Linked DNA regions of Mus musculus: region 1 is linked to region 2. Evidence: chromatin loops called from intact Hi-C (ENCODE). Cell type or tissue: gastrocnemius. All regions are shown on one strand. Links, peaks and the distances in the headings refer to the core of each region. The heading gives the core; the rest is flanking DNA.

Region 1 (4,389 bases), core at 319-4,318, 120 kb before region 2:
AGCTTCAGCCTCCAGCCCACTTTCTACTTTTGATAAACTCTGCTTCTCATCGGCTTGTCCTGAGATACTTTTCTGCATTGAAGCCTAAGATCTGGTTTTACCTGAATCAAGGTCCCTAAAAGATTTAAAGAAATTTGGGGCTGGAAAGATGGCTCTGAGCACTGGCTGCTCTTCTAGAGGTTCGAATCCCAGCACCCACATGATGGCTAGCAACCATCTGAGATTCCAGTTCTGGAGAAATTGATGCCCTCCTCTGGTCTCTGCAAGCACTGCATGCCAAGGTACACAGCATGCAGAAAACACTCATATACCTAAAATTATATATAAATGGTGGTGCATGCCTTTAATCTCAGCGTTTGGGAAGCGGAGGCAAGCGGATCTTTGTGAGTTCAAGGCCAGCCTGATCTATAAATCAAGTTTCAGGTCAGGAGAAGCCCTGTTCTGAAAAGGCACGCACTTGGGCCTGAGTGAGCAGGGCTGGGGCGAGAGTTGACTCAGCGGTTAAGAGCACCGACTGCTCTTCTGGAGGTCCTGAGTTCAAACCCAGAAACCATATGATGGCTCACAACCATCTGTAATGGGATCTGGCACCCTCTCCTGATATGTTTGAAGACAGCTACAGTGTACTTACATATATAAACAATAAATCTTAAGGGGGGGGCGCTGGTGAGATGGCTCAGTGGGTAAGAGCACTGACTGCTCTTCCCAAGATCCTGAGTTCAAATCCCAGCAACCACATGGTGGCTCACAACCACCCATAATGAGATCTGGTGCCCTCTTCTGGTGCGTATAGTGTATACGTACAGCTATCGTGTACTTACATATAATAATAAATCTTAAAAAAAGAGAAAAAGCACACAATTTTTTTTAAAAATGGAAATAAAAAAGATTTAAAGAAATTCCTTGGGCTGCTACAAATTAACAGAATGGAACCCTATCCCTGTTGCTGCTGACAGGACTGCCCAGACACTGTATCAGTGGGCACAGCCCAGTAGTTCACCAGACTGTTCAAATGTGTCACTGTCCACCTGCCAGTCAATTATAGCCCTGCACCCCCAGAGTGTAAATTCAACCTGTATTTGTGTGTGTGTGTGTATCTGCATGTTTCACCAGTATATATGTCTGTTCACCTGTATGTACCTGCTGTCTTTGAAGGTCAGAAGAGGGTGTCATATCTCCTAGAAATGACAGTGCACACGAGCCACCATGTAGGTGCTCAGAACTGAACCCAGGTCCCTGGAAGAGCAGCAAGTGCTCTTAACCTTGGAGCTCTCTACAGCCCTGGAAGCAGCTTTATGGGGGGGGGGGTTGGTTTGGTTTGGTTTTTAGTTGTTATTCGTTTTTGGTTTGGTTTGTTGTTTGTTTTCCCAAGACAGGGTTTCTCTGTGTAGCCCTGGCTGTCCTAGAGCTCACTCTGTAGACCAGGCTGACCTTGAATCACAGAGATCTGTCTGCTGAGTGCTAGGATGGATTAAAGGCACATGCCACCTCCACCTCAACCTCTCGAGTGCTGGAGTTCTGGGATTCCAGGCAAGAGTCACCTCACTTTTGTGGAGAAGCTTGGGATCTATGCTTGACATAGGCTGTCGCATTAACTAAAGGTGTCGTTCTGTCTCTAGTGGGACAGATATGTCGGCAATTGCTTTGGCACCTTAAACTCAGAGACGTGGCTTTGGGAAGGGGTGTCCTCCATGTCTTGGCTGCCGTCTCTCTTCTGAACTGACTTTCACTGTCACAGCTAGTGCGTCCTTGGGTGAGGCTCACAGCCTGGCTCTCTTTCAGAGAGAAACTAGGAACAGCAGCTTGCCATTGGAGCATGAGGTGCAGTTTCCGTCCTTTTCACAAGATGTCACCAAAAAGCCTTCATTGGAACGGAGGTTGACAGAGCCACAGGCCCTGGGAGGCACTGAAGCTGGGTAGTGTCCTGAAGACTGGGTCTGAGCAGCCATCCCTCACCTCACTTCCATAGCTACAGACTAACAAGCATCTCTTCTGTTCCTCAGCTCCAAAATCAGGTTGGGAAGTGGCTCTGTGGGTGAACTAGACTTCCTTTCCCAATACAAGCTTGAAAGGGGGGGATTTTGATGTCCTCTCTGGCTTACTACTATCTTTTTTTAAAGATTTATTTATTTATTTATTTTATGTATATGGTACACTGTAGCTGAACAGATGGTTGTGAGCCTTCGTATGGTTGTTGGGAATTGAATTTTTAGGACCTCTGCTCACTCCTGTCGGTCCCATTGGCTCTCCTCAACTCCGCTCACTCTGGTTAACTTCGCTTGCTCAGTTCCTGCTTGCTCCAGCCCACAGATTTATTTATTATTATACATAAGTACACTGTAGCTGACTTCAGACACACCAGAAGAGGGTGTCAGATCTCATTACGGGTGGTTGTGAGCCACCATGTAGTTGCTGGGATTTGAACTCAGGACCTTTGGAAGAGCAGTCAGTGCTCTTACCTGCTGAGCCATCTCGCAAGCCCTCTTTTTTCGTGTGTGTGTGTATATGGTATGCATGTGTGTGTATGTAAGTATATGTATATGCATATATGTATGTTTGAGAGTCTGTGTGTATGGTGTACATATGTGTATGTATGTACACATGTGTGTATGTATGTGTTTGTATGCATGTGTGGTGTGTATATGTGTATATGTGTACATATATGTGTGTGTGCGGTATGTATGTGTGTGTGAGTGCATATAGGTTAGAAGTTGATATAAGGCATCTTCCCTTGATCACTTTCTACTTTATTCACTGAGTCAGGCTCTCTCAGTTGAACCCAGAGTTCACTGATTCAACTAGTCTGGCTAGCCAGGTTGTCCTGAACTCTGTCTCTGCCTTCTGAGCACTGGGATTACAGGCAGCCGCCTTGCCCGCCAACTTGTTCACTTGGATCCTGGGGATCTGAACTCGTGTTCCCACACTTGTGCAGCAAACACTTTATGCCCTGAGCCACTCCCTGGCCCACATGCCCAAGGTCTTGAGAGGAGTGTGAGAGGGGAAGCTGGCCTGGCTTCTTGTCTGAGATAAGGAGTGGCTTGTTTTATTTCCCTGGCTCGGGGGTTGAGAGCACAACCACATCAACTCACCACAACTGCTCTTCCAAGGGACCCAAGTTTGACTCCCAGTACCCACATCAGGAAGTTAACTGAGCTTCAGGGAATCTGACCCCTCTGGCCTCTGTGGGCACCTACACTAGTGCACATCACCACACACAGACACCCACTGTCTTAGTTACTGTTTTACTGCTATGAAGAGACACCATGACCAAGGCAACTCTTACAAAAGCAAGCATTTAATTGGGGCTGGCTTACAGGCTCAGAGGTTTAATTTGTTATCATCATGGTAGAAAGTATTGCATTGTGTAGGCAGACGTGCTGGAGGAGGAGCTGAGAGTTCTACGTCTTGATCCAAAGGCAGCCAGAAAGAGACTATCATCCTCACTGGGTGGAGGCTGAGCACTAGGAGACCTCAGAGCCTGCCTACACAGTGACACACTTCCTTCAACAAGGCCACACCTATTATAGCAAGACCACACCTCCTAATAGTGCCACTTCCCATAGGCCACCACATTTATACACAGTTTAAAATCCCTCACAGATGTGCCCCATTTATGTTTTTGCTTTGGTTTGGTTTGGTTGGTTTGGTTTTTTGAGAAAGAACTTATCTGTGTACCCCTGGCTGTCCTGGAACTCACAGAGATCTACCTACCTGTTCCTCTCAAGTGCTACCACTGCTGGACTGTTTTGGGGGTTTTTAAGTTAATTTCAGATGTAGTCAAGTTGATAACCAAGTATAGCCATCACACAATCCCTTCAAGTTGTCCTCTGACCTCCACACAGGCATCTTGGTAGGCATGTGTACATGTGCACACATACTAAATAAATAATTAAAAAATAATTTGTAATCATATCACTAAGGGACTGGAGTGCGTGGCTGTTAGTTCTTCTCTGAAGAAGCTGTTCACTGTCTTCTGGCATCTACACACACACATATTGCATGCATGCATACAGACAACTGTGGAGGCCTAGGTAACTGTTACCTGGCTAGTCTGCCACTATAAGGAAGTGTTCTCATATGTTTCTGCTGTTACTAGGAAACTTTATAATGCCAAGATTGATTAGATATGCTGTTATGTTCTGTGCCCTTGGAAACCAGTCATGATAGAAGTCAGTAGAACTGTTTTGTATTGTTACCCACAATAAGCTTGGACTGGAACCAACCACCCTACAGCACTTCCTGCACCCATATTTGAGCTTTTATGGTAGTTGCTTTTATAAACTGCCCCTGGGATGGACCCCAATATAAGAGAGACACCTGCACCAATGTAAGAAACTACTTGGAATAAAACTTCCATTTTGAGTAGTGGTCCAGTAACGTTTAAGTTTC
Region 2 (4,389 bases), core at 285-4,284:
GAGCACAACTTGAATCCCAGCACTTGGGAGGCAGAGGCAGGTGGATCTCTGAGTTCAAGGCCAGCCTGGTTTACAGAGTTCCAGGACAGCCAGAGCTACAGAGAAACCCTGTCTCAAAAGAAAGAGAGAGAGAGAGAGAGAGAGAGAGAGAGAGAGAGAGAGAGAGAGAGAGAGAAAGAGGGAAAGAGGGAAAGAGGGAGAGAGAAAAAGAGAAAGGGAAGAAGGGAGGAAGGAAAGAAAGAAAAAAGAAAATCAGACAGCAAAGAAGGAAGGAAGGAAGGAAGGAAGGAAGGAAGGAAGGAAGGAAGGAAAGAGAATTGATTGTTGGGATGGCCCTACCCCGGTGTGGCAATGTCATAAAAGGAATACTTGGATACAGAAACATGGGAGAATGTTCCCAGAAGTGGAGGCCCCGGAGGGAGATATCTAGCAGCCCAGAATTACCTAAAATTGACAGAACATCTCAGAGGCTGGGAGAGAACCTGGGCTCCCTGGAACAGACAGCAGGGACAGCAGGCCACAAGAGGGCTGATGACCAACACCTTAGGATCAGACTTCTGGTCTCTTGAACCACAGAAGATGCCCTTTGGGGAGATTTTCTTTTGTTTTGTGGGACTGGCTACATAGCCCAGGTTTGCTGAAAACTCAGGCAATCCTTCTGCCTCAGCCCCCTAAGCGCTGTCTACAGGTGTGAGGGACTGCACCCTGCTTTATTTTCTGTTTGTAAAACCCGTTTGTATCACTGTGTCACGGCACTGGCAGTAAGCTAGCCACCCCTCCTTTAGTGTGCTTCTTTCCCTCTGAGTAGATGGGAAACTCAGTCCCTGGAAGACAGATGGGTGGGATGAAGATCCCGGGGCACAGACTGGTGTCCTCGGGCAAATGGCTGCATCTTTCTGTCCTTATTTGCTAATCAGTACCAAAAGATGACTGCCAGGCTTCTTTCTGCTTCTCAGAGGGCTGGAAACCAAGGGCAGATCCTTTCGCAACACGGCAGGGGCGGGGCTAGATAGGTGAGGCGGGGCTTGGTGGGTGGAGCCTGGGTGGACTCGGGGTGGGGCCAGTCGTCCGCTCGACTAGCTCGACGCTTCCTGGACCCGCTCGGTGTTCAGCCATCTGCCCTGCGTCGCCGTCGCTCTCCGCTCTGGATTTCGCCGTGATGTCGACCGCAATGAACTTCGGGACCAAAAGCTTCCAGCCGCGGCCCCCAGACAAAGGCAGCTTCCCGCTGGACCACTTCGGTGAGGCGAGGCGAGGCACAGGCTGATGGCGGCCTGGGATCGGGTGGCAGAGTTAGGAATACTGAATCTGGGTGGCAGCGTCTCGGGTGCTGAGTCTGAGTGGTAGGGAGTGCTGTTTCTCGGTGACAGGATCAGGGGTATTGGAAGTAGGTGGCAGGATCTGGGATACTGGTTCTAGATGGCAGGGTCAGGGGTACTGGGGTACTGGGTTTGGGTGACAGAGTTATGGGTGCAGGATATCTGGGTGGCAGGGTCAGGGGTACTGGATCTGGGTTCAGGGTCTGGGCTGCTGGGTCTGGGTGGCAGAGACTGGAGTGTTGTCTCTTTGCTATAGATGGCAGGTTTGGGGGCACTGGGTTTGGATGGCAGGGCCTGGGGTTGTAGATCTGGGTGGCAGAGCCTAAGGTACTAGATTTGAGTGGCCGGGTCAGAGTTGCTGGATTTAGGTGTAATGTCTGAAGAGTTAGATGTTGGATGTGACAGGGCCTAGGGTGCTGGATCGAAGGTCTGAGAGCCAAAGTGAAGGAGCTGAATATGAGGGACAGTGTGTGGGGTTATAGACCTGGGTGGCATTGTCATGTGTGTTGATGACAGGATGCTAGAAATGGTGGGTGGGGTCTGAGGTACTGGACCCTGGATGCAGAGCAGTTAATATTACAGGTCCTTCCCGGGTAGTGGGGCTGGGCGTGCTCAGAGCACTGTGGGGGTGCAGTCAGAGAAACTGAGTCTTGAGGGCCCCTATTTCAGAGGGCCACATGTCATGGCTCTCCAAGTAAGACTTGGGGCTAATGTGATAGGATGGTGACAGGCCTCCTGGAACGGAGCTTGATGTTAGGCCCCCTGGCGGCAGCTCAGCTCAGCGCAGGACATACCCACCCTCCCCTAGCTCCAGGCTCTGGGTCTGCCGTGAACATTAGGCAAGGAAATATTTTCAAAAAGCTTTTTGATATCTAACACTGGGGCTGAAAGCCCGGGTTTGGCACATGCTAGGCGAGTGTTCACCTCTGAGCCACGCCTCCAGCCTGGAGGATTTCTAGTCACCGTTCTGAAGTCTGCAGTTAACAGGCCTTTTGGGAAACTGGAACATGGGAAAGAAAAAAAACAAACAAACTGGGAGAGAGTTGGAGATTCAGATTACAGAGGCCGAGCTGGTGCCTGGCACGCACAGGAACCTGAGTCCAGTCCTCAGCACTACAATAATTAAAAAAAGAAAAGACTGCCCTGCCTACCACCAGCACATAGGACATCCCCCCCCCCCCCACCTACCACCAGCACACAGACCTCCCCACAAGTCCTACCACCAGCACACAGCCCTGAGAGATGCAGCAGCCCTCAGCCCTCGTGTTAGTGTAGAAACGGCAGCTGTTAGTGTAGATTAGACGCTTCGGTGAACTGCTGTAGAGACTCCAGCTCCAGGGACAGCTTTAGAGATTACTGGTTTTTTGGGTTTTTTTTTTGGGGGGGGGGGTTCCGAGACAGGGTTTCTCTGTGTAGCCCTGGCTGTCCTGGAACTCACTCTGTAGACCAGGCTGTCCTCGAACTCAGAAATCCGCCTGCCTCTGTATTTTTTAAGTTATGCTTATTTATTTAGTGTGTTTGGGGATATGCCATGACACGTATATAGTCAGAGGACAAACTGTGGAAAACTGGGATCTCTCCACCCCCACGTGTGTCCCAGAGATCAAACTTAGGTTGTCAGCCTTGGTGGCAAGCGTGTTTACCCACTGAGCCATCTCACTATTTTTAGATTATGATTTCATTGCCAACATTTCATTGGGAAATTTTCCATTTAAAATTTTTATTTCAATTCGTTATTGATTCTTCATTTTTTTTTCAAAGGCAGGGTCTCACTATGTAGTCCTGGCTGTCCTGGAACTCGCTGCGTAGACCAGGCTGGACTCAAATGTACAAAGATCCACCGGCCTCTGCCTCCTGAATGCTAGAATTAAAGGTGTGTGCCAATATGACCGGCTTTATTATAATTTTTTTAAGTTTATGTGTATGTGTGTGCATCTGAGTTTGTATATACACCATTTGTATGCAGGCACCCTTGGTGGCCAGAAGCAGGTTTTTGATAGCCTGGAGCTGAAGTTACAGGCATTTGTTAGCTGCTCAATGTGTGTATCAGGAACCAAACTCAGGTCTCTGTCAGAGCAGCCAGTGTTCATAGCCAGTAAGCCATCTCCCCAGCTTCTTTCAGCCCTTTTGTTTTGAAGTACAGGGATTTGAACCCAGGGGACTATATGCCAAACATACACATTACCTCAGAGCCACACCCACAGCCTCACAAAGGGAACGAATTTTGATGGAAACCCTAGTGCTGCTCCTAAAGTCAGCGTGTGAGCGGGTCAGGCCTTCTCTTTAACTAATAGAATGCTGGCTTTCTTCTTTCCCTAGGTGAATGTAAAAGCTTTAAAGAAAAATTCATGAGGTGTCTCCGTGACAAGAACTATGAAAATGCTTTGTGCAGAAATGAATCTAAAGAGTATTTAATGTGCAGGATGCAAAGGTGAGTTCTATTTGTGTGTGTGTGTGTGTGTGCGCATTCACATGTGTGAGTGCTCATGATTGTGGTGAGCCACCGCGTGGGTGCTGGGAACTTGGTCTGTTGCTGGCCTGGATTCACTAGTTAGGTCGCTGACTACAGGCAAGCCAAGGGATCCCTCTCTGCCCCCAGTGCTGGGACCAGCACACCCAATTTTCTCGGGTTCTCGGGAGGGAACTCGGGTCCATTTTACCAACCCAGCCACCGCCCCTGCCACAGCAGAGTGGCTGATGTTTGCCAGGAGAAATCACAGTTTAGCCAGTGAGGAGGCCGCTAACGGCCCTGGAAACCTCCGTGAGTGACAAGCCACAGAGTGAGTGTCCACAGCTTTGTCCCTCCATCTTTAAGCTTTCAGAATCGTAGATCCTAGCGGCGCTGACTGAGCCCAACAGGTTTTCATGCCTTTCACATTCTCGGCCCAGTAAGAACACTCATGGCCTCGCGCTGTCCTCTGAAAGCTGTTTGAAATGCCACCGGGACAATGGCGACTTAAGCAGTAATGGATGATGATGGCCACCCCCACACCCACCCCAGGTTTACTTTTTTTTTTTTTTTTTTTTGGTTTTTCGAGACAGGGTTTCTCTGTGTAGCCCTGGCTGTCCT

Evidence for each region. Peaks named below come from ENCODE experiments on the same cell type or tissue, not always from the same donor. Only the 100,000 strongest peaks of a DNase experiment are listed, where the experiment ranks them.
Region 1: it touches region 2 in a loop (2.8-fold over the local background); 1 of 42 quality-filtered maps calls a loop at or near these places.

Annotation. Positions count from the first base shown.
Region 1 is chr5:139,465,654-139,470,042 of GRCm38, reverse strand. No RefSeq gene overlaps it. Among named protein-coding and RNA genes, the nearest start is that of 3110082I17Rik, 7.3 kb to the right of the region's middle. In gastrocnemius, for the core only: a CTCF peak has its summit at 1,856; a DNase peak (open chromatin) is centred at 1,864.
Region 2 is chr5:139,341,924-139,346,312 of GRCm38, reverse strand. Cox19 (cytochrome c oxidase assembly protein 19) reads left to right here and starts at 1,147. Exons shown (of 3, transcript NM_197980.1): 1 at 1,147-1,241; 2 at 3,639-3,750. The coding sequence starts at 1,160. In gastrocnemius, for the core only: CTCF peaks have their summits at 1,144 and 2,100; DNase peaks (open chromatin) are centred at 1,072 and 2,078; H3K4me3 peaks cover 2,502 bases; H3K27ac peaks cover 3,339 bases.